Regions from separate parts of the Homo sapiens genome. Here all the other regions are linked to region 1. The links are chromatin contacts, found by Hi-C or POLR2A ChIA-PET in ENCODE. All regions are on one chromosome and are shown on one strand. The core of a region is the stretch at or near the end of the contact, and the rest is flanking DNA. Distances in the headings are between cores, read along the strand shown.

Region 1 (3,809 bases), core at 1,197-3,696:
GATTTGCGTTTACCAAGCATCTGAGCCGAGTTTCTCCAGGGATCTGAGAGATGGGTGGCCAGCAGAGTCAAGGTCCCAAATCAGCAGACCTGAAGTTACATTTCTGTAGCAAAAAATAAGTGTATTTATGCTACAAGGGCAGGGGCAAGGGTCGACACTCAGCTCTCTCTCCTTGGTGCCCGAAGGAAGCTTAACTAAAACCTACATGATCATAAGGGCGGAGGAGAGTCTCTGAAGTATCATTATTGACATGCCCTGGGTGTGAGAGGTATGCTATCAACACTTAAACCTGCCTTCCTACTCGGTGTGACCCACGGAATTAACATCATACAGGGTATGGATTGGGCAAACAGGCATTTGTTCGTTAAACCCTCTCACACCAGTGCTCTGGGTGACCTCCTGAAGCTGGAAAAAGTACAATTAGGTGTATTAATTGTACGATTAACAAATTGTAAGTGACTTTCTGTTACTCGATATTGTTGGAGATTGGGTTGTGTGTGCTACTCAGTGTTTTGGATCAGCGAGTTGCCTTGTGCAGGGCACATTCTGATGTATTATCGATTACTATAGCCTTCCCTTTCAGCACACCTTTCTCTTCTCCTCTCTGACTTTCTCTGTGTCAGGCACACCCAGCTCTCTGACTGCACTAGCCCATCTGAGCCCTTTGTAAAGTCATCCATAAGCTGATATTTATTGAGTGCCTACGTGTGCCAGGCAGTGTTTTGAAACCAGAGACAAAGATTAGGTACCTCTTCTTGGGAAGCTCAAGTTAATTCAAATGTGCTTAATCGGTTCTCTCAGGGGAATATGCATTCAGAGACATCAAGTCTGGGTACACCTGGGAAAGGGTACGGTTGGAGGGAGCTGTTCCTACAGAGATCTTCATGTACCAACACAGAGGCAACCACCTACTTTGCTTACCCTGAAAGGTGGTGTTGCTCCCACACTGAGTACCAATATGAAAGCATACAATACAGGTACAGTTATTTGTTATGCAGGCTGTCTTGGAACTAGATGATGTTTCAAATGGCACTTCCCAAATCTGCCAGAGCCTCTTACCCTCTTACGCCTGTTATGATTTCTAGAATGTGCTGAAATGATCCCCAAACAGCATCTCTGGCTAATTGAATCCTGGCTAACAAAGAGCTGACTAAAGTGCATTTATCAATTGCTTAAGAATTCTTTATACCCAAATGTGACCTTGTGTTATAACTATCTATCATTGGCTTTAGAAAGTGGCAGGGTCATGGATCCATAAAAAGCTGTTAAGAAAAAACCAGACCACTTGGAAAGGCTGTCCCAGATCTCTCCAGACCAGTATCCAGGGGCCAGAACTTCTCTGCCCCCCATCCAGTCCAACACTGAATTGCAGAACCACCCTGGGTATGACCCAGGAAGAGACTTCTTAGAAGGCTTTCATCAGATACCTATCTAGAGGCAAAGTGCAGGCTAGATGGGTATGGGCAAGAGAAGAGCAGAGACAGCATAACTGTGAAATCCACCCCCGACCTGACCACCCTACATAGTAACCCTGCCAGTTGGTTCTTGCCTACTCATCCTAATGCCACCCAAAGTCTCTTACCCCCAGAACGCTGATTTATTGGTTTTGAGTTCGTGTTAGTAGCTTAAACTGTCTCCTTGATTTCTCTGTATTTGTTTATTTGTTCGCTTGGTTACTTGCTGTCTCCCACCCCTACCCCGAAAAAACCTATCAGCTCTACACAGCCTTAAAGTGTAGTTGCTAAGTTCCTCTCCGTATCCTCAGTTTCCAGAACAGTGTGAGCTGGCATATAGTAGGCGCTTAATAAATACTCATTGAAGGAGTGAATGAATGGGGAAGCTTATTCCAAGGCCCTGAACATGGACTTCTGGCAAGGGAGCCTTCCAAACGCTGGCTTGGGCGATGCTGCTGGGATCCCAGCCACCAGATCTTTAATAAGCCTCTGACCCCTTCCCGAGGGTGGAAGGGCGAACCGAGCTTGGCCCCCACCCACTAGCCGGACCCAGAAAATAGAAGTCTAAACGGCAAATGCATCCAGGGCTCCAACTCTCCCAGCAACCTCCAAATGAGGCTGACGGCCTTGGACAGGCGACGGCCTTGGACAGGCCCCGCCCGGAGCCCCTCGGCGGCCGCCCCCCGCCCTCCCCCGCAGCCTGCAGTTCCCCCGGGCGGCGTGGACAGCCCCGGCCGGCCAGCTGAGCCCGTGTGGGCGGCGCGGGCAGGAGCCGCCCCACACGCGTCCCGCGACGCCCGCTCCAGATGCGCCGCTGCAGGGCCCGGCCGCCAGCCGAGTTGGCCGCGCGCGCCCGGGGGAGCGCAGAGTTTGGAAAGTCTTCGAGAAGCTTCAGAGGAGGGAAGGGGGTGGGAAGAGTGGGGGTGCAAGAGAGAAAAACCCGCCTCTTGCGAGTTGAGCGAGGAAGAGGGGGGGGAAGGCTCCGAGTTCCGCTTCCTGAACGGCGGGTGGATAGAGAAGGTTGGCGCGGGGAAGACCGGCGGGAGGCGCGCCCCGGGCCCGCGGCGCGATTGGCGTGACCGGCGATGGCCGGTGAGCGGACCCGCAGGTTCACCCGGAGCCTGTTGAGACCTGGGCAGGCGGCCGAGCTCCGGCACAGCGCCGCGTCCGCCGCCGCGGTGGCAGTCAGCAGCCGGCAGCAGCAGCGGGTGAGTGCGGCGCGTCCTCCGCGCCTTCCCGCGCGCCCCAGGCGCCCGGGGGGAACGGAGCCCAGCTTCCCCAAAAGCTCGGCGGGCCCAGGTCCCCGCAGCTCACGGGTCCTCTCCTCCGCACTCCCTCCCCCGCCGCCTCTGCGGGCTCCCCCGGCGCCACCTCAGCGAGGCAGCGCCACCGACGCGTAAGGACCGGGGGCGCGTTTGTGCACGCGGGACGCTCAGAGGAGCAGCTGCGTGGGTAGCAGAAGCGCAGCGTGGGAGAGGATGTGCAGGGGCTTTAATGGGGCGCGAGGGGGCCGGAATGCACCGCCAGTCACACTGGTGCTAAGTGATACGAGTGCCAGAGACCCCGGGTGGGGTGGGGGGATCTACAGAACAGAACCCCTGAGTCCGGAGGTCTGCGCGTCCCTCTCACCCTCCAGTAAACAGACCAGTGCGCTGAGAGAGAGGGATGCAGTCCGTGGTCCTCGCCCTGGTTAGAGCTGGGGCCCCCCGACGTTAACTATCGCAGAAATAGATGTACTTGGAACAGCCCTCCCACCGCAGGGTAAAAACCCACAAACCACTTAATACTCCTCCAGAAAGGGCTGAGGAACACAGGCTGGAGGAGACGTGGGTCATTAGGTCTCCAGCGGTTTCTGATATTTTTCTAAGATGTTTCGCGGGGTTCTCCCACCAGCAATGCTTTACTGGTTACTTCCTTATTGAAACGGCTTCTAAGTGCTGGGTGATTTCCGCGGGAAGTCCCTGGGGCAGCAGCCAGCATCTGATGCTAGGATCCTATCCATACCAACCCAGATGTTCCTGCGTTGCAGTAGGTCCACACTGCCGGGGAGAGGTGGCAAGAGACAAATCAACTCTAGTGGAAACGGGAAGCGAGTGGGAACAACAGCCTCACAGCAAGACCGGGGCTCAGCAGCCGCGCTCTTGGCCTGCGTTTGGTGGACCGGAATCCGGGTTGTGTGTTTCATTTTCTTTTTTGCCAGAAAATATCATTAGGAACTAAACGGCTCTTTTTAAGAGTGTGAAAGTGTTACTCTTGCCAGTCACCAATGAGGAGGGCGCCAAAAGCTTCCCAGAGCCAGTTCCCACAGCCAGGACTATTCTCTAAAGCCAGAGGTCGGAAAGTTGAACAGAACGG
Region 2 (4,185 bases), core at 372-2,871, 2.1 Mb before region 1:
GTCTTCATTTAATTTAAATAGGAAAAACATATAGAACCTATATGTGACCATAGGTTCTAAAATTCTTTTCATGTAACATATATAAATATTTATGTGACCGTTAATTTCCAATCATAATCTCAATGATAACATTTGTAAAAACATCTGCTCATCCTTGGAAATGAAATTTCCTATGCCACGTTATCACCCAAATCAACTTTTTAAAGTGTAAAAATAACAAGTATCTGAAAAGTTAAAGTTTACTTTCACAAGGTAAAATCAAGTGAGTCAACTCTAGGAGGCACAATCGTTTTGAGGACAATCAATTTCTATTTAATGGCAAAGAATAAGAAATATGGGATGGATTTAAATAAATCCAGTTTCACTCAAATTCCAAGTCAAAAATCAAATCAAAGTGTCAGATTGCTTAAATGATTCTAACCTGAGTTCGATTTCTAAGGTGCTCTTAATTTTTCAGTGATAGCATTTGCTTTTCCCAACAATAGCAAAGGAAAACTGGAGGGCAAGTTTTGCAAGGAAGAAACTGAGCCCCAGAGAGGTCAGGGTTTAGTGTGACGTCCCAGCTAGGAAGTGGCGGCTGGGACTCCCTGCAGGTGTCTCCTGCCAGCCCTCTGTGCGCTGGGCCAAGCTGCTTGATTTGATTCACCAGCGTGACACCGTGCATCTCCACATCCGGTGTTCTCACGTATCATCCCTGGCGATTATCTATGTGTCTATTTTTTAATTTACTGACCTCTGGAGGCCTGTCCCCGCCATCCCTGACTCCTAGGCACTGGACAAGCCCCCTCCTCGCCTCTTCCCCCAGCCCCGCGCATTCCACCTGTTCCGGGGCATCCCCGCTTGCTCCCTTCCGCTCGCTGCCTGTCCCGGGACCTGCGTGAAGCCCTCAGCCTCGCCACTAGCCCGGCAGCCGCTCCACTACCGCGCCGCTGCGGGTGGGGCCAGCGCGTCCCCCGGACGCGTGGAGGAGGGATGGAAGTGCGGGGGTGGGGGTCGCGCAGCCCCCACTCACCTTGCTGGCTGCGGGCGCCGCCGCCAGGAGCACCAGCAGGAGCGGCAGCAGGAGCACCTGCGGCCTGGGGGCGGTCCGGGCGCTCATGGTGGGCGCGCGCTCAGAGCCTGGGCGAGTCCGGGGACCCTCAGGCTCTCAGGCCACCGCGTCTCCTGCGCAGCGCGGCTCTGGGAGCCCGGCTGGAAAGCTCGCCTCGCCACTCGGCCGGGGCGGGTTTTGTAGGGCTCGGTCGCGCGGTTCGTCCCTCCCCACCCAGGCTTTTTGGTTGTGGCTTCAAGGGAGGGAAGACGTGGCTCAGGTCCCGCCCTCATACCCCCTCCCTCCCAACTTACCAGGCAGTGTCCCTTCTACCCGGGCATCGTGCCCAGGAGGCGAGAAAGGGCTGGGCGCCTGAGGGGCAGGTGGGCGCGGATCCAGGGTAAGGGGTTAAGGAGGTGATGCTCCCAAGGTCCGGGGGCCCAGGCGGGGAAGTGGGGTGCGGTCGGAGGTGGGGCGTTTGGGGGTGTGCGGTGGGGAGGTGGCTGCGCGGTGGGGAGGTGGCTGCGCAGGGTGGAGGGAGTGGCCAGCGGCCCTGCCCAGATTAAGCGGGAGGCGCGCCGGGCGTCTGCACTCGGGAGGCCCCGCTTGTTCCCCGCGCCCGCGGCGGTCCGCGTTCCCCGCCTCCAGCCCGCCTCCAACTTGCGGCCGCCGGGCTTGGCTGCGAGAGCGCCGCGAAGAGGCAGCGGGGCGCGGGTGGATTGGGGCTGGAGGTGCGCGTCCCGTGGGGTGGCAAGGCGGCAGCTCCTGGCGCTGCGGGCGTCCCCACAGGTAAGGCGCCCATAGGTGGGGCAACCGCTGTCCCGGGGCCCCGGCACCTGCCTGGGAGGGGCAGTGGAGGGAGCGTGGCATTCAAGGGGTGGTGGCGGGCCCAGCTGGGGAGTTGTGGCCCGGGGGTCACCAGAGGAGAGCGCGTCTGGCTCCTGGGCTTGTCTGCCTGGGCTTTAACTGGGTGCTGTGTGTTTTGATTAATTTGGAGGCTCGAGTTACCGGCCTGGCAGTCGGGGCACTCCAAAATGCCAAGAGAAAGAGGCAGCTGAGGAGAAAGAGAAAGCCCATCTTATTCTCCGCTGAGTTGAACTGCTTTTCAGGCCAAATCTTATCTGCGGAAATGCAGGGCAAAACAAGACTCAGCTCTGGTCAGGGTGCGCTCTTCCTGGGGGTGGCCTGCGATGCAAATGTGCCAGGGCACGGTCCTCCAGCCGGCTCTCGCCGTTTCCTGTGCTACGGACCACACTGGCTCTGGTAAAGCAATTAGACTGTTTCTCAGAAGAATGTTGTGAAATGCATAAAATACAATTAAATCAGAATCAGTTTTATTGGAATGCAATTATGGAAGTCCTCAAGTCGTGATATAGTAACTAACACAGGTGCATCATCATTATTGCATTAAATAGCTTGATTTAACAGCAGGCCGATTAAGCAACAGTAATGTCAAAGTAGTGATGTCTGCAAATGGTATTTTGAGATAATAGCCCAAACTGAAATGTGACATGAAAATACCGGTGGGTGCAAATTATCAAGAACTGCCAATACTACTGTGCTCTGTTGCCTGTGCTCATAAGGGAAGGACATGTTGAACTTCTGTGACATGTTACTAAAAGTAAAGATGCAACTTATTTTCCTATGTGAGTTTCCTATACAGATCACCTGAATTCCATCCTCAGGTTAAGAATCTTTGCTTTGGAACAGTGTTGCTGATATTTGCTGCAATTGGCTTCAGACACCAAGTATGATCATGCAGTTGGTCACTGATTTTAGGGAACCACTTGCTTGCAGTTAAATTTGGGATCTATTGGTATCTTAGAACTTTGTAGCCATGCAGGTAGGCAAAACCCTAACAGTGAATGAAGACACTCCTCCCATTCTTTTTATTTTGACTATAGCATGAATCTTACAGTCTTCTTTCTGTCTTTTATGCCAGTGATTCTCAACTATCGTTGTGCATTAGAATCTTTGGGAGGATAAAACAATGTTGCTACCCAGACCATTCCAAGCCAATTTTATCAGACTCTCTAGCTGTTTTAAAATTTCCTGTACATTCCCATGCACAATCAAGTATGAGAGCTCCTGTTTTCACGAACATGTGAAAATTTCACGCACATGTTGAATTAGGATATATTCTTAGTAGAATAATAAAAAGCACATATATTAAACTCTTCATTACAACTTGGGAACACTGCGGAATTTATGACCATATCGCAGATGTTGCTGTGTGGTATGCAGTAGCTTCTTTCCATTGGTAGGGAAGGTTCTTCTGGAAACTTCTGCCACTCTTGTGGAATGAAACGGTAGGTGTTCTGTTGATGAGGTGACAGTGTCCAAGAGTTCTGAGAGTCACATGATTATGTTTCACAAACTGACAGTATTTAATTTTAAAAAGTACAAACAAAAAAATCTCAATGCTAATGTTAAATGCTTCTCTTTGCCAAATTCCAGAAGATTCCTCAATTTGAATTTTAATTGCCTTTTCCTGAAACCAAGTCATTTTGTTGGAGGACTAGACTTGGTTTTATCAATTTTGGAACAGGAAGTAATAGTCAACTGCAAGTCATTTCTGTTGCAGATACAGAGCTGGAAAGAAACTTGTGATGTAAATACAGCAAGAAAGAGGCAATGCTGGAGAGCTTGACCTCTGGAGTAGACTCTGGAGTTTTGAATCCTTTCCATACTTACTAGTGTGACCTAACCTCTCTGGGCTGGAGTCTTCCTTCTATAAAATAGACATACTCACCATACCCACCTCAGGGAGTTGTTGGAATCTAATGAGATAGCAAAAACCCTTTGTGCAGAATCTTCACACAGTAGTCACATAGTGAAATTTGATTCTTTTTTTTTTTTTGTACAAAGGAAAATAGGTGGCCCTGATGAGAAATGGTGGCACGTGGTAGAGATGCTCTTCTGAGCTCAGTACTAAAATGGCTGGAGGCAAGCATAGCCTATGAACTCCCTTGAGGTTAATACACTTCCAAGGCCTCTAGAACCTTGCCTTGGCATCCCTTGGGACCAGCAGCATTGGCCTCCCTGGGAGCTTGCTGGAAATGTAGAGTCTCTGGTCTCACTCTGGATCCACTGAATCAGATCCCACATTCACCAAGATCTCCAGGTGATTCGTATGCACCTGGTACTTAAAACTC
Region 3 (3,839 bases), core at 1,242-3,741, 2.6 Mb after region 1:
CTATAGCAGGGGGAGCTAGGCTGGAAGGTCAGAGAAGTCACCCATGGAGGAACTGACCTTTGGAAATAGAAGGATGAGTGGGGAGGATATTTAGAGAAAAGACAGGCAGCTCAGGCAGGCCAACGCCTGTACAAAGGCCTGCAGAGAGGGCAGCACACTTTTCACAACTGCCCCCTTAAAGTCCTGTAAATTGCCTGAGTGTAGATAAGAGATAATTTTTGAGGGGGGGAATCAATGTGTGTATGTAAAGGATTAATCTTCCCAAGTCATTTGAAACCAACCCACCTGTAAAAACATTAATTAACCTTTCATTTATCAAGCACTCTCAAGTTTATGATTTCCCCCATTATATACCAACACAATGATTTCTTATCTTGGGCATTCAGCTTTCTTGCTTTTACATGATCTGTAAGCAGAAGTCCTGTGTTGGCTGGGTGGGTGTGGGGAAACCGCCACAATTTCACTCACTGAAGACCCACCAGGATTGTCAAGCAGTAAGAAGATAAAACTGTGTAAGAAATCTGCTTAGCTTGCTTTTAAAGGTCAAGAGGATCCAACTGTGGAGTTTAAAGTTAAGTTACCAGGGGTGATGTTTAAAACAGTTTGAGAAGCACTGGTGGAACAATTCACTCTTTTTCAGCTTCCTGAATTAGAGAAACAGGGTAGAAGCTTGTGAAGAGAGCAACAGAAAGCAACTCACGTGTCTACCTGTGGGTGTAAACAGTGTGTGCACCGAATATGTCACGGCACGTTTCAGCCATGGGACTGTTTTTTGTTTGTTTGTTTGTTTGTTTTGGTCTTTTTTTTTTTTTTTTTTTTTTTTTGAGACGGAGTCTCGCTCAGTCGCCCTGGCTGGAGTGCAGTGGCGTGATCTTGGCTCACTGCAACCTCCGCCTCAAGCTATTCTCCTGTCTTAGCCTCCGGAGTAGCTGGAACTACAGGCCGCACCACCACGCCCAGCTGATTTCTTATCCCCCCTACTCTGCCCCGTTTTTAAGACAAGGCAAGAGAAAAAAGAGGGGTTCTCATACTCATCTATAGGTTACCGGAATGTCACATGGGATAAAGAAGGAACAATAAAGAGGAAAAAATACAGAGGAGGATTTCTCTGGAGTAGAACACACAACCACCCTCACCCTCCCAAACAAATTCTGTAATCCAATGCCTATAATATTCCATTCCACACAGAAGCCAGGTTCTTCGTAATTCCTCAGTTACTACATCTAGAAATTTACACGTAAGTAAAGGCCACCTTTCTTTCACCAAAACCTTCTAGGAAGAACAAAATGTGGCTGTGTACAAGGAATTCGAATTATTAATACGTTTATTTCTGTTCTCCTGCGCCACACTTTTGACTTTGCCGAGGGAAAAGGCAGGTGCTGCCAGTGCTCCCGGTAGACATGCGTCCCCAGAAGCCAAGTGCAGCCCGTCTGGTCCCTGCTGCCTAAAGTCCCTGTGCACTGCGACGACGACGCACGCTGGTTCCCCCCAAGCCGCAGTGGGTTGTATAACCACGCTTTGAACACCTAGCGGGAGCGTAGCGAGCTTCCCTCCCAGAAGCATCTGTTAGAAGTCACTGGTGTCGGTCCATAAAAGACCCACCAGGCAGGAGGGACCCCCAGACTCTGGGGGAGGGCAAGCGAGAGTTGCTGTTAAGACATCATCGCCGGGGGTAGTGCAGGGAGGTTGTAAATCTCTCTAGGAGCTGTGTGAGCCCCAAGTTCTGTGCCCAGAGCTGGCGGTGCAGCGCGGTGAGGAGCGCGCTGAGCCCGGCTGCACCCGCATTTGTGCGCATCAGGGAAGGGGGATGGGCGGAAATGCAAGAATACGGGGGTGGGGGGGAGTCTAAGAACGTCTCCCCGGGGAAGTGCCAAGGACATCCCCGCTCCTCCGTTCCATTACGTAACTCTTACATATTTGCTGGCATCTACGTGAATTTAACTACTTTTGAAAGTGGGAAGTCTCTAAATGGACTGCATTGAAAGCGTCTGGGGATATCTCAATAGACCCGGTTGCCCCTGGCAGCGTTGGAGGGTGGCATCCTGGTTACTGGAAGGCCAGGCCTCCCCGTCCGCTCGCAGCGGCGGGAGCCGGGTCACTGCCGGGGACGGCGCCCTCTCGGCCCGGCCGGCCCCGCGTGGCGGAGTCGCAGGGACCCGCACGTCCGCAGCCGCCCCCTCCCCGTACCCGGCGAACACCTGCCCATGGTTACCTCCGGCGCCGCGGCTCTGCGCAGCCCGTTGGCCGGAGCCTCGCCGCCCTTGCCGTTGGCTGCGGGGAGATGCTCGACCCCGGGGACCCGCGCCGCGCGCTCCGTGGGGTCCGCGCCGTTCTCCCGGGGGCCTTCATCCGGAGCGGGGAAGAGCCCGCAGCGGCGCTGGAAGCGGGCGACGAGCTGGGAATCCTGCAGGCTCCGCAGCAGCTCGGCCATGGTGTGCCCGGGGCCGCGCTCCGCCGCCGCTGCCACGCCGGGCCGGTGCCCTCCGCTGGCACCGCCACTCCCGCCTCGCCCCCGCCGATCCCGCACTCCGGGCGGAGGCCGGGCGGGCGGGGCCCCGGGCCCAGCCAACAGGTGCGCCGCCCGGGTCCTAGCGCCCGCCCAGGTGTCTGCCTCCACCTTGCGCAACGCGTCCCCCTTTCTCTCCGTCCCGGAGGGCTTGGGCGGCCCCGGGCGGCCACGGGGGCAGGACCGCCTGTAACTGGACGGAGGAGTGCCGATCTCCGAACTGCGCCTCTCTTCTCCCGGCGCCCCCAACCCCCCACCCCACCTTCTTCCCCCGGCAGACGTAACACTAATGGGAGCGGCCGAGCGCGCGTGCACCTGCGGCCGCTCCCATTAGCCCATCCTTTTGGGCTCAGGCTGATCCCACAGTGACCTTCCTTGCAACTCTGAGCCCAAGGTGAAGTCGGATTTCCTCCCACGCCAGCTCCCCACAGCCAGCCACGTACTCTCACCTTCCTGCAAGACTAGTTCCCAGTAAATACAGCGAGCCCCCCAGGGAGAATTCCCAAGTTCTTTCCAAACTGCGTGATGCAACGTCTCCCTAGAGGTCCGAACACCCTTGAGCTTGCTCAAGTACCCAGGAGGTTCAAAGTGGGCCCTGAGTCATCTTCCGCGTCGCTGCCCCTGCCCTTCTGATTTGGCAACTGGGGAACATTTTCAGGTGGGTGGGAAGGAAAGTCCCTTCTGGGTTTTCCGCATTGAGAACAAAGATGCTTACCGCTTTCTCCTACTTCTTTCTTTCCGCTCTGCCTCTCTTTAAGCAATGACACTGGGAAAACCCCACCAGACCATTTAGGGAGTTTAAACGAGAAGAGAACAAAGTGCTGGAGGACTGGGGACAGGATTAGGTATCTCATTGCACCTGCACCTGCTTTAGAGCACTCAGCAGAAGATAGCAAAGGAAACATCCTGCAGGCCGGCCTTGGTTTTCCCTCCTCCCTCCTACATTTCCCTCCTGGGCTCAGAGATCCCTTGGGAGGCAACAATCAAATTAGGCCCAGGTGATCAGTCTGCAACAAAAGTGCAATTCAACCCCGTCTTTCGTTTGCAGCAGAAACCTGCATGTTTCCTGATTGTCCATGCAAAGCCTACTAAGAATTTGGTTGCACAAATGATTAATGAACACCTGTCAATGCCTTATTTATTCAGTTGTCCTTTTAGGCCTGAATGTCTTTGGGATGTGACTTTCCAGGATGATGTAGTCCCCTTCATGCCCTAGTTTCTACTTTTCTTGCTTCTCAGTCCTGTCTGGAGAGCAAAGTCAAGGGGACTGAGAGAATGCTGAAGCTCTTAAGGGAAACCATTTTCCTCTTACAGAAGACACGCAGAGTTATTG
Region 4 (4,191 bases), core at 1,460-3,959, 2.4 Mb after region 1:
CTACATTTTGTGATATACGATCTCATCATTTTCCATGTACCTTTCCTTTCAGTTAGCTAATGCCATTTGTGATGAGCCCTAGTGGCCTAGTTTCCTCTTTTCCATTAGAATCTTCTAACAGTTTAGCTTCTCACAGAGAAGGGACAGAGTACCTGTAACATGTGCAATGATAAAAAGTAGGATAGGTCAGTTGGGGGATGTGAGAGATGGGAACAAAATGCCCCTTGGTGGTCTGAGACTAGCAGAAAACTAACTAGGAGGATTAAAAAAAATGACAGTTGCCCCATTTCCAGGACCTCTGACATGATAAGAACTATACTAGTTATTTATGAGTATTATTTCAAATTCTTACAATAATTCTTTTTTAGTTTTTAAGACAAGGTCTCACTTTGTCACCCAGGCTGGAGTGCTGTGGCGCGATCACAGCTCACCACAGCCTCAACCTCCCGGGCTCAAGTGATCCGCGTAGATGGGATCATAGGTGTGTTGCCGCCATGCCTGGCTAATTTTTCTTTTTGTTTAGAGATGGGGTCCAACTCTGTTGCCCACGCTGGTTTTGAAATCCTGGGCTCAAGTAATCCTCCCACCTCGGCCTCCCAAAGTGCTGGAATTACAGATATGGGACACAATAATTCTTTAAGGTGTATATTATTATCCCTATTTTATGGATGAGGAAACTGAGGTTCAGAGGCCACAGAACACTTTGGAGTGCCCAAAGCAGAGCAGGTCAGCAGGAAGTCCTTTGGTTATTTATTATTACTATTTTGTTGTTGTTGTTGTTATTGCTTTTAAGACAGAGTCTTGCTCTGTCACCCAGGCTGGAGTGCAGTGGCGTGATCTTGGCTCACTGCAACCTCTGCCTCCTGGGTTAAAGTGATTCTCAGTCCTCAGCCTCCCCAGTAGCTGGGATTACAAGTGCCCACCACCACACCCAGCTAATTTTTGTAATTTTAGTAGAGATGGGGTTTTATCATGTTGGCCAGGCTGGTTTCCAACTCTTGACCTCAAGTGATCTGCCCACTTCAGCCTCCCAAAGTGTTGGTATTACAAGTGTGAGCCATCATGCCTGGCACTAGTCCTTTGCTTATTAATTGAGCAGAAAGCACCAATTTTAGGTGGAAAGCTGTATTTTGCATTGGGGATGTTTGCCATTTATGGGGTGTTGCCAATCTGTTATGTTGGTCACTGGGAAGGGACTGCCTTCCCATGGAGGGGAGCTAATACTGTATAGTGAAAAACTGCTTGATTAATAGTTAGGGTGGCTTACATCTGGCTCAGCTTTTCTCCCCTCATGTGAAGGACTTTGGAAGAAGCCCTCACTCACTGTACAGTAGAAAGGATTAGGGCAAGGCTCCCCCTGGAACTGCCAGTTTGTGCCTTAGTTTCATTACCTGTAAAACAGGGATAATGGTACCTATCTTGATGTATTAGTTTCCCTTGGCTGCTGAAACAAATTACCACGAACTTGCTGACTTAAACCATAAATTTATGCTCTCACAGTTCTGGAGGCCAGAAACCCAAAATCAGTTTCACTGGGCCCAAATCAGCATGCATTATAGGGCTGCCCCATGGGCTGGGCGTGAATCTGTCCTTGTCTCTGTTTATTTCAGGGATACATGTGCAGGATGTGAAGGTTTGTTACATAGGTAAATGTATGCCATGGTGGTTTGCTGCCCAGATCATCCCATCACCTAAGTATTAAGCCCAGCATCTATTAGCTATTCTTGATGCTCCCCGCTCCTCCACCCCCTCACCCCCAGTGTGTGCTTGTCTCTTTGTTTCTGGTGGCTGCTGGCATCCTTGGGTTGTGGCTGCCATACTCCAATCTCTGCCACCGTGGCTAAATCGTCTCTCTCAACCTCCCTTTTATGATTTGATGAGGATACTGTGATTCCATTTAGTGTTCGTCTTTCGAATCCAGGATAATCTTCATCTCAAAATCCTTAACTTAACCTGCAAAGACGCTGTTTCCATATAAAGTTACATTTAGAGGTTGCAGGGATTAGGGTCTGATATTATTGGGGGCCGTTATTCAGCCTATTACACTCAGGGTTGTTTTAAGGAGGAAATTTAATGCTGGCAGAGGGCTGAGCACAGCCCACTGACAGCAGAGAGCACTGAGCAAATAGACAAAAAAAGAGGTCTCTTACAATGCCTCCCTTATAGGGCTGCCGTAAAGTTCAAACAAAGCACAGGTATATCACTTATACGAGTAGAGGAGAGATTAAAGAATGAAGTAAAAACTGAGGTCTGTTAACAGCCCCTCTCCCGCCGCCAGGATTTGCACACCTTTCTCTGCAGGAAGCCTTGAACCCTCTCCACTCGCATTTCCACCACCTCCAGGCAAGATCTCCCACGTGGAGGCCCCACCCCCTCCCTGACGCGCCCCACTCTCGCCCCGCCCACCTGGTGGGCGTCCCCGGCCGTTAGCGCCCTGGAAGCATCCGGGACTTCAGGGTCAGTACATTACAATGCCTGACAAATCCTAGCCAGTTCTATCAAATTATATCTTTCTTACAGGCTTTTAAGCTATTAGTCTCATAAAGATACATTTAATCAGCGAGGTAATGGCATGATGAGTGTTTTTAGGTTAAAAAGAGAACAGGAACTGTTGCCAGCAGAATGGCGATATTCAAGACAACACGCACAAGAAGAGGCGGGTCCTACGCGCTTCGCTAGGGAAGCCCGGGTCAGCTCGCTGCGCAGGCGCAGTGAGTTCGACACACCATGCCGACTGTCAGCGTGAAGCGTGATCTGCTCTTCCAAGCCCTGGGCCGCACCTACAGTGAGTGGCGGCCCTATACGTTGGGCCCTACGCCTCTTCTCGGAGGCAGGGCCTCCCTCCAAAAGGGCAATGTGGCGACATTCATGCCTTCCTGAAGGTTTTGGCTCCGGGAGGCCGGGGTTTACGCGGGAAGGCCGATGATGGTGGCGGTCCGGCTGGGCTGTGGTAGCCTCGGAACCGGCATCGCAGCGGTGCCACTGCTTGTGCCCGGCTTGCCGTGTCATTCATTCAGCGATCTGCCATCGAGTGCCTACAGCGTGCCTGGCACCGACATCCAAGCCAGGGGATAGAACAGGAAGGAAACCCGGGGTTGCATCCCGAGCGTAGCCAGTTAATTGCAATAGCAGCGCTGTGGGAACTCAGTTTATAAGGGGGTAGGAGGAGAGATTTGTGCAGCGGGGTGGAGAACGGCATTCCACCTGTCTTCGTTTTATTAATGTTTCCTGAGCGCCTGTTATGTGTCAGGCACTGTTCTAAGAGCTTAGGACTAGAGCTGTGCACACGACACGTCAGGTCCACGTTCTGTCTGATGGAGGCAGACAATTAACCAGCACGTTAATAAAATGATTTCGGATAATGTTAAATGCCATCAAGGAAAGAAAAGGTGTTGTGCCAAGAACAACTTTAGATAGGGTGGTAACATTTGATCTGAGACCTGAATGGGGAGTATTAAATGGGTGTAGACTTCATTCTACATTTCATCTTTTAATCAGTTCTAAAAACACAACCATTGAAAAAAAGGAGGGAGATATTAAATGCAGTTATCAGTTACCTCACAGCCGTAGCAGCTGCCCCACCCTATTTTTTTTTTTATTTTTATTTTTTGAGACGGAGTCTGCACTCCCAGGCTGGAGTGCAGTGGCGCGATCTCGGCTGACAGCAACCTCCGTCTCCCTGTTCAAGCAATTTTCTGCCTCAGCCTCCCGAGTAGCTGGGATTACAGGCGTCCGCCATCGCGCCCGAGTAATTTTTTTGTATTTTTAGAGAGACCAGGTTTCACCATCTTGGCCAGGCTGGTCTTAAACTCCTGACCTCGTGATCCACCTGCCGCGGCCTCCCAAAATGCTGGGATTACAGGCGTGAGCCACCGCGCCCGGCCCCCACCCCATAATTTTTAGCTTGTATAAAGGCTGGACCAACTGGTTCGTGAGAGCTGTTTTTTTTGTTTTTAGGGCTCAGTGTGTTAACAAAGGCCTAATTGGTTTAATGACAGCCACCGCTTCCCAGAATAAGATTACTGTTACAGTGAAAATAAAGCTGGCTTTTAAGAATCTTTCCTAAGTGTGTACTTTTAGATAGTACCTATTCTCTATGTGATATTCTTCGTAAGTTCTGCCATAAGTCCCTGAAAGTAAAGGAAATACAAGGGTATTGTATTACTCTTACCCTTTGTACTTGGCTCTAAT
Region 5 (4,257 bases), core at 368-2,867, 2.4 Mb before region 1:
AGGCGAAGCAGGGGAAATTCTCGGGGTTGCACATATCAGAAGTCACAGGTAAGTGGACTTCTGTGCATGGAGGCTCTGCAACCAAGCAGCCTCCCTCCCTTGGTCAGTTCGTGCCAGAATCAGGATTCCTGGGCTGCCCTAGTCGCCTGTAGAGGACTTGAATCATAATCTTCAGAAGCCAAGCGGGAGAGAAAAGGTCCCTGCCTCTGCAGTGCGAAGAGAGTCCAGGGTAAGAAATGCTCCATTCACGTTGTCAATGGAACTTTGTTCTTGCCCATTACTGAAAAGAGAAAGGGGATCTTCCCTTCTGGTTCAGGGGAAAGAAAGAGGCCCCTGTGGGGAGAGAAACCTGCTTTAGTTATCAGAAAAGAAACATTAGTGGGGCTTGCTGGGCCTACAGAAAAGGAAAATGGACGCTACCCATCAGCCCTCCATTTTGAAGGGGTCAGATGGGGGTATTTTAAAAGTGGGTCTCTAAAAAAACCTCCTCTCTTTCTTTTTGTATTTCTCAACAAATGCTGGCAGATAGGCAATGGCTCATTAGACAGCATGTGCTGAACTGAGTGCAAAGTAATTCCCTTGAGCCCAGTTGACTGATGTTGCCATCATACCCCATCCCCTGAGAAGAGAATCGATTGCATAGAGCTCCACCGTTGATCCCCCAATACCAGTGACTAATGTTTCCCGGTTGACTAAGCACCCAGTTAATACTCACAGCAGCCTTTGGACATAGATTTTATTGTTATATCCATTTTACAGATGAAGAAACTAAGGCTCCCGAGTTGAGGGCTTGCCAAGGTCACATAGCTGGGAAGTGATGGAGCTGGGATTGGAAGGCCAGTGGTTGGACTTTAGAGGCCATAATTTAACCGGTACAGTCAGCACTGTACTCTGTTGAATCCTTTTCTTGTGAATCCAAACCAAGGCCACATGGAAACAGGAAAACCTAGGAGGCACTTCCTGGTCTCGAGCTGGGCTCTAGGAATACAAACATCCCAGGACATAACTGGGCTCTGTTAGCCTGAGGTTTCTGCTTTATAAGGATGCTATGCCAGCCCCGGGGCTCCAGGATGTGCACTTGAAGGACCTGTTTTCACTCAAGAAGTTATTCAAATGAGGGAAATTACCTGAAAATTTACACATACCAAGTTCCCAGAGTGAAAACAGCCTGAATATTCATTTAGGTAACTTGCTACACAGAGGTGTCCCTGTTGAATGTGCGTAGAACTTATAGCAAAGGACTTACGGCGAAAATTCCAAGTCCGCTTATGAGTGGGGAAGTCCCTGGAGCAACTTTACAGGAACAAGGTCATGGCCATTTTTACCATAAGGATACCCTTATCAGTTTATCATTAGTCACCACCCCACCTCTGGGGCATTAATGATTCAGAAGGTTACAGTAAGAACAGAGTAAGAAAATGTACTCAGCACAGCATCTGGCATTAATGGAAGCACTGCTATCATTATTCTCATTGTTTTAAATATGGTATACCAATTCCTTTTCCATTCAGCGTGTGCTGTTTGTAAGTTACCAAGTCAACTGGAACTGCAGTTTAGCTGCAATTTGCCAGAAGCTGCCGTTAAGTGAACCACCTTGTGTGCGGCTACCCTTTGCTCAGAGCATTGCTGCACTTTGACTGGTTGAAATCCATTGTGCTCTAAGTGATCTGAACAGCAATCAGTGATATACATGAACAACTATTTTTCACTCAGTTCATGGAAGTTTTTATTTCTTCTAAGTAAATATCAGACAATGTTCAGTTTGGAAGATTCTGCAGATAAAATTCTCCAAACACATCTAACCACAGAAACAACATTCATTTATAGATGCTTTATTTGGGGAGAAAAAGGAGAGTGTGTGTGTTTAGGAAGTGATGTCAAATTTTCTTGACTCAGACCTGTATCGCCTATGTGTGCCCATACATGAAGGACAGTACAGCATGGTGGTATCAGCAAAGTTTCTGAATCAGACTGTCCAAGCCTGGATCTCCCCTGGGAGCTTGAGCAAGCAACTTAACTTTTCTGTGCTTCAGTTTCTTCACCTATAAAATAGAAATGATCATACCACCTACTTCATAAGGTTCCAATGAGGATTAAGTGATTTAATATACGAAAAGCACTTAAAACAATGTCTGGCAGATAGTAAGCATTCTACAAGTGTTAGCAATCATTGTATTTCCCTCTTTTCCCATCAACAACCTCCTCTACAACCTAGACAGAATAAGCAAGTGTATACATGTATACATTAGCTTCCCATAGTATAATGTATATTATATTTTATATATATATTTTCTTGTTTCATTTTGTTGTTTAATATCCTAAGTAGGGCCAGGCACAGTGGCTCATGCCTGTAATCCCAGCTCTTTGGGAGGCTGAGGTGGGTGGATCACCCAAGACTGGGGGTTCGAGACCAGCCTGACCAACATGGAGAAACCCATCTCTACTAAAAATACAAAATTAGCCAGGCATGGTGGCGCACACTTGTAATCCCAGCTACTCGGGAGGCTGAGGCAGGAGAATTGCTTGAACCCGGGAGGCAGAGTTTGCGGTGAGCCGAGACTGCACCATTGCACTCCAGCCTGGGCAACAGAGTGAAACTCTGTCTCAAAAAAAAAAAAAAAAAAAAAAAAATCCTAAGTAATACATGAATATAATCTCATTTTTAAAAGAAAGCAAAACAAAACAAAACAATGCTGGTATAGTGAGTTGAAGCATCTCCTAAAACTTCACATTCAACCAGAACCTCAGGATGTGACCTTATTTAGAAATAGGACCTTTGAAGATGTGATTCATTGGAGAACTCAAGATGAAATCATTCTGATTTAGAGTGGGCCCTAAATCCAATGACTAGTGTCTCTATGAGAAGAAGAGAGGACACATACAGACATACGGGGAGGAAGGCCATGTGATGATGGAGGCAGAGGTGGGAGTCATGCTGCCACGAGCCGAGGAACACCTAGGACCACCAGAAACTGGAAGAGGCAAGGAAGGATTCTTCCCTAGAGCCTTTGGACCTGCTGATTCCTTGATTCCTCACCTGTAGCATAAAGAATTGTGAGCATAAATCCCTGTTATTTTCAACCACCTAGCTTGTGACAGTTTGTTACAGAAGCCCTGGGAAGCTAACACAGCCAGTAAAGCCAAAAGTTCCCCAGCCCACAGCTCACACTCTCCCATTCACATCGCCTCGTCCAGCAGTCGCAGCACATCGTTACCTTTCCAGACCTTTTTTCTATGCTTTTACATATCCAATACTATGGATTGGATAAGTAATATTTGGAATGCTATTACTATCCAAGTACATAGAATGCTTACTATCTGCCAGACACTGTTCTAAGTGCTGTTCATACATTAAATCACTTTATCCTCATAGGAACTTTATGAAGTAGGTGATAGGATTATTTCTATTTTACAGGTAAAGAAACTGAGGCACAGAAAAATTAAGTTGCTTGCTCAAGCTCCCAGGGGAGATCCAGGATTGGACAGTCTGATTCAGAAACTGTGCTCATAATCACCGTACTATACTTTATCTAGTTGACAATAACCACATTTGATGAATGTGGCAAAACCGCAGAACAGCAACTCAACATTCTGCAGCCTTAGTCGCAGCCAGGCACCGTGGACCACAGCCAGGACGAGGGTGCTGCTGCCGCCGCCCCCAGGAGACCTGGGGAGCGTGGCCTTGTCTCCCATAAGCATTGCTTCTGATTTACAGCCCTTAAAAGGCAGGAAACCCTCTAGAATAATGACTCATTTTTATTACACATGGGCTTTCAGGGAAATTTTAACAACCCCTATTTCTCCTTTTTTATACAGGTTACATTTTTGGTCTATTTTAAACATCTTCAAATCTGATAAATATGGGTCCATTCTCTATAAGATCTAGAAGTTGCCATTTGAAGAGTATTTTGCTGCATCTTCCAGCTGTGAGCATCATACATAGGGTATATGATTGCATGAAAAGATACCTTCTTTTTTTTTTTTTTTTTTTTTTAGATGGAGTCTCACTCTATAACCCAGGCTGGAGTGCAGTGGTGAGATCTCAGCTCATTGTGGTCTCTGCCTCCTGGGTTCAAGCTATCCTCCCACCTCAGCCTCCCGAATAACTGGGATTACAGGCATGCACCACCCCACCCAGCTAATTTTTGTATTTTTAGTAGAGACGGGGTTTCACCCTGTTGGCCAGGCTGGTCTCAAACTCCTGACCTCAAGTGATCCACCCACCTTAGCCTCCCAGAGTGCTGAGATTACAGGTGT
Region 6 (3,811 bases), core at 703-3,202, 2.1 Mb after region 1:
CACACACACACACGTACACACACACCTTCCACCCTTCCTTCTCTCTACTTACAGGTGGTAATCTTGTCTCCTACTGAAAACCTCTTTAAGCACTAGGACTTGTTTTACTTTCACTATTTAGAAATATTTCAAAATTACACACATTCCTGTCTTCTTCAGTAAAGTACACCTGGCTTCATTTAACCATTCTCTCTGCAACTGAAGATCACTATGAAAAAATTATTCTGAGGGGAGCCACAGAGTAAAAATATTCAAGAGATCTGGATAGTTGTAATAATCATGATAATGATAATGAGGGTAACTAACCTTTATTAGTGCTTACTACATGCTAAGGACACGGCAAGTGTTAACTTATTAAACTCTTACCATACCTGTAAAAAACTGTTACTATTATTATCCCTATTTTACACATGAGAATATGGAGATGTAGAGTAAATATAACTTGTTCAAAATCATGTAACTAATAAGTAATGGGACTAGAATATGAACCCAGGCAAACTCATTCCAGAGATTAAGCATAAAATCACAATGCTTCAACTGCACTGTAGAAAGAAGTCCGGGTCTTATTAAGCAGGTGAGTAAGGTGGCCTGATTAACAATTGTGAAAAATCATTTTTATGCTGTGTGTGAGTGAATTACAGTTGGGGGCAAGTGTGGAAGCAAGGAGGCCTGCTAAAAAAAAGGCGGGGGGAGGCTGTAAGGGATGTAAATCAGACACCCCTGATTTTTTGGCTTCAACAATTTGGTATGCAGCAGTGCCTTTAATAAATAGGATGAAAGGAGAGGGACAGTTTGGAAGGGGAAACTAAGAGAAGAGTAATATAATAACCAACCCACAAATCCCAGCCAAGAGACTGACCATAATTTGTTACATATAGCATGATGCAAATGTCCTAATAAATCAGAAAATAAGTTTTATACACATACACAAACAGGGTAAAAAAATGTGACTAAGAAATAACACAAAAGACGGCATTAAGAAAGAGGAAAAGAAAGCTAAGTCAACTTACAAGGACATAAATGAGTGTTTCTATTATCTTTTTGGATCAATTTAGAAGGAATGTCATAGTGAAGTCTTCTCTAAGCACCATATTACATAATCCCTCATTCTCTTCTTATTTTTATAAAATATCTAAGAAAAAATCAAGTGTTTCTGATGGCTCACAAAGTATATGAGCCAGCTTGTACTCTTTTCTGTTTCTATTTTTAGTCTTTGCAGCTTTGTTCTATTTCAGGTATACATGTATTTTAAGGTTGTCCTGAAATCATTTCACTGTTCATTTCAAGACGACGTTAGTGCAATGCATTTACTGCTGGGAACACTGGAATCAGGTGATGCTGACACAGGTTCCAGCTCTTAACTCTGCTACAGTTTTATAAAACCATATGAAACTTAAAAGGACCCTGAAAAGGCCTGCCAAGCAACCAAGTGCCTTTTGTTTTTCTGTCCCCCAAGGAAGAATCTGGTCGTAGTGAAGCTGGTGGCTACTCTACCTTGGACACAACGAGAGCAGGGTCATCGCCACTGCCTTTTTTCATCCACTCATCCTCCCCTCAGGACCTCAAAATAGACTGTTGGGATAAGATGGAAACAAAGCTTCAAAGTTCATTAATTTGAAATAAGGCTTGTGCATCTTTCCTTCAACCATATCAGATACAACATTCTGGGGTTAATCCCCAAAAGTCTTACTCAAAAAATATTTTAAATATTGCTACAACATTCGTTTTCTTTTCCAGTTGAAGATTATCTTCAAATATGGAAACTATTTAATGAAGACACACTTCACTGAGCTTGATCAGCTAGCAGGCACTAATAGCAGAAAGTACACAGCTTAACCCACCAGTTGTGAAAGTTCCCCTTTTCAACACCCTAGGCAGATGCTGCTACTGATGCAATGCAATGGGTGTAACAAGAAACCAAGAGAGGGGAAAACGAAAAAGGCCTAGCATGTTTAACATGCAGCTGAGATACCCACTCTGCAGTCTGCAGATCACTGCCACAGCTGCAACACAGAATGAACAGAAACTAAAGCCTCAGCTAACCAGCGACACTGCACACTTTCTTCTTGAGTATGGCCAAGAGAAACTACTTGTTTCATTTATTATATGCAAAATCTAAAAATTAATTCTACTTTCCCAATGAACCTAAAGAAAACTATAACATGTTCCCAAGACACAGTCTAGACACAGCCTTCTGAACAAAGTTTGATGAACCACAAATGCCAATTTCATAGCAAATGCTAGTAGGCAGATCTTCTGACATATAGAAATTCAAAACCTCCTTTTACTAACTAAATAAAACTTCACAGTAATGAACTATAGACAGAAAAAGTTGCTAAAAAACAGTCTGTCTCACCTAACTTTTATGAGTTCAAATACTTCATACTTTGTTGAATAATCATTGAATACAAAGGCACTATGGTTAAGATAAGCAGGAAAGAGCCACATACACTTACACACGCACATTTAGGAAACAACTATCATAGCTCTAGGATTTTATTTTGTCCAGTTATACTGATACACGAATTAGGAAGAAATTTCATATTCACCACATAAGCTTTTCTTCTTTTTACACAATTGAGAACTAGTTTGCTGCTGTACATACCGAATGACGACTGAAAGACAATACTAGCCACATTAAAATGAATAAAATATGTGTGGGATACCGGAGAAAAACGAAGCTTCCTGAAACATAAGACTTCTGTATATATGCTTAGACTAAAAGAGAATCCAACCTTTGAATTCAAATAGCATATCAAAGACAAAAAAATGAATCTATAAGCAGATAGAAAAGTAGAAAACTTTTGCACATAAAAATGTACTGTTTTCAGTACCTTCTCATAACTACCCGATTTCTCAAAAACAGACTCAAGAACAGAGTGCCATAAAAAGCTGTGCTGGTTGGGCGCTGTGGCTCATGCCTGTAATCCCAGCACTTTGGGAGGCCGAGGTGGGCGGATCACCTGAGGCTGGGAGTTCGAGACCAGCCTGACCAACATGGAGAAACCTTGTCTCTACTAAAAACACAAAATTAGCCGGACGTGGTGGCGCATGCCTGTAATCCCAACTACTCGGGAGGCTGAGCCAGGACAATCACTTGAACCCAGAAGGCGGACGTTGCGGTGAGCTGAGACGGCACCATTGCACTCCAGCCTGGGCAACAAGAGTGAAACTCCATCTCAAAAAAAAAAAAAAAAAAAAAGGCAGTGCCAGATATGTAAATATGACAAAAGCAAACTTCATTATGATAAAATGTTTTGGAAATTACAATCCATAGGCTGGAAAAGAAAAATCAAACATGCTTAACTCATGATTTCAATTTCTAGAAATGTGCTATTAACTTCAGCGAGATCTTAAATAGAAAAAAATTCAGTTTTTTCTAAGTCTGCAAAAGAAATAGGGAATATGTCTTAAAAATAAGGTGACCACATAACTATCCAAACTAGGGCACTTTTGAGACTGTAAGGGGGCACTATTAATGTCACAGCAACAAGTATAAATCAGGATGGTTTCAGATAAAACAAGATACACAACTACTCTATTTAAACGTGAGGAAATTTACATATTCTGTTGTCAAGTTAAAATGTTTTTAGTTTCTAGGAATTACTGACATCAACTTGCTTGGCATCTCCTTCATGTTTTGAGGAAAATGATGTATGAAATTTGTTTAAGTGGCAAAATTAATGGGCCATATATAGAGGAGGTTAAGCAACATCCCTCTGGCCCTCCAGTAAAAGAGGAGCTCTGAGTTTTTCATTCCATAGTTGCAGTTATTTGGACTCTCCTTCAAGAGTTGACGGTTTCCTTGTAA

What was found. Hi-C counts contacts between places; a loop is a spot of excess contacts on that map. ChIA-PET counts read pairs that join two places held with the same protein, here RNA polymerase II (POLR2A). Pooled maps may share reads with other maps.
Region 2: a map with no recorded cell type shows a loop between it and region 1 (26-fold over the local background). The contact joins the promoter of COL4A4 here to the promoter of DOCK10 in region 1. A Hi-C loop is called at or near these places in 2 of 37 single-sample maps with no recorded cell type and 2 of 50 pooled maps.
Region 3: a loop to region 1 is called in a pooled map, with 12 times the contacts of the local background. The contact joins the promoter of SGPP2 here to the promoter of DOCK10 in region 1. A Hi-C loop is called at or near these places in 1 of 37 single-sample maps with no recorded cell type and 7 of 50 pooled maps. POLR2A ChIA-PET finds 5 or more read pairs at or near these places in 1 of 52 experiments (activated CD8-positive, alpha-beta memory T cell).
Region 4: a map of naive thymus-derived CD4-positive, alpha-beta T cell shows a loop between it and region 1 (11-fold over the local background). The contact joins the promoter of FARSB here to the promoter of DOCK10 in region 1. A Hi-C loop is called at or near these places in 1 of 168 maps with a recorded cell type or tissue (naive thymus-derived CD4-positive, alpha-beta T cell) and 8 of 50 pooled maps. POLR2A ChIA-PET finds 5 or more read pairs at or near these places in 1 of 52 experiments (activated T-cell).
Region 5: a loop to region 1 is called in a pooled map, with 6 times the contacts of the local background. The contact joins the enhancer-like site here to the promoter of DOCK10 in region 1. A Hi-C loop is called at or near these places in 9 of 50 pooled maps.
Region 6: a loop to region 1 is called in a pooled map, with 4 times the contacts of the local background. The contact joins the enhancer-like site here to the promoter of DOCK10 in region 1. A Hi-C loop is called at or near these places in 2 of 37 single-sample maps with no recorded cell type and 2 of 50 pooled maps.

The regions. Positions count from the first base shown.
Region 1 is chr2:225,041,105-225,044,913 of GRCh38, reverse strand. DOCK10 (dedicator of cytokinesis 10) reads left to right here and starts at 2,446. Exons shown (of 56, transcript NM_014689.3): 1 at 2,446-2,662. The coding sequence starts at 2,540. RefSeq lists silencers at 2,050-2,419, 2,610-2,849 and an enhancer at 3,400-3,739.
Region 2 is chr2:227,161,641-227,165,825 of GRCh38, reverse strand. COL4A4 (collagen type IV alpha 4 chain) reads left to right here and starts at 1,621. Exons shown (of 48, transcript NM_000092.5): 1 at 1,621-1,819. It overlaps COL4A3 (collagen type IV alpha 3 chain), which reads right to left and starts at 1,202. Exons shown (of 52, transcript NM_000091.5): 1 at 1,013-1,202. The coding sequence starts at 1,099. RefSeq lists silencers at 969-1,148, 1,369-1,748 and enhancers at 2,019-2,118, 1,393-2,294.
Region 3 is chr2:222,423,195-222,427,033 of GRCh38, reverse strand. SGPP2 (sphingosine-1-phosphate phosphatase 2) reads right to left here and starts at 2,491. Exons shown (of 5, transcript NM_152386.4): 1 at 2,213-2,491. The coding sequence starts at 2,431. RefSeq lists enhancers at 1,498-1,557, 1,608-1,757, 2,948-3,247 and silencers at 2,058-2,107, 2,118-2,347, 2,438-2,787.
Region 4 is chr2:222,654,610-222,658,800 of GRCh38, reverse strand. It overlaps FARSB (phenylalanyl-tRNA synthetase subunit beta), which reads left to right and starts at 2,709. Exons shown (of 17, transcript NM_005687.5): 1 at 2,709-2,785. The coding sequence starts at 2,728. It overlaps LOC124907985 (a long non-coding RNA gene), which reads right to left and starts at 2,368. Exons shown (of 2, transcript XR_007088095.1): 1 at 2,290-2,368. RefSeq lists a silencer at 2,286-2,482 and an enhancer at 2,599-2,648.
Region 5 is chr2:227,459,616-227,463,872 of GRCh38, reverse strand. No RefSeq gene overlaps it. Among named protein-coding and RNA genes, the nearest start is that of MIR5703, 10 kb to the left of the region's middle. RefSeq lists enhancers at 183-242, 1,143-1,202, 3,465-3,554. Within about 2 kb of position 1,617, at least 3 of the 41 ENCODE cell types and tissues checked have a DNase peak (open chromatin) inside an H3K27ac peak, as active enhancers do.
Region 6 is chr2:222,910,437-222,914,247 of GRCh38, reverse strand. The region is part of intron 4 of ACSL3 (acyl-CoA synthetase long chain family member 3); the gene reads right to left. Among named protein-coding and RNA genes, the nearest start is that of ACSL3-AS1, 7.3 kb to the left of the region's middle. Within about 2 kb of position 1,952, at least 6 of the 41 ENCODE cell types and tissues checked have a DNase peak (open chromatin) inside an H3K27ac peak, as active enhancers do.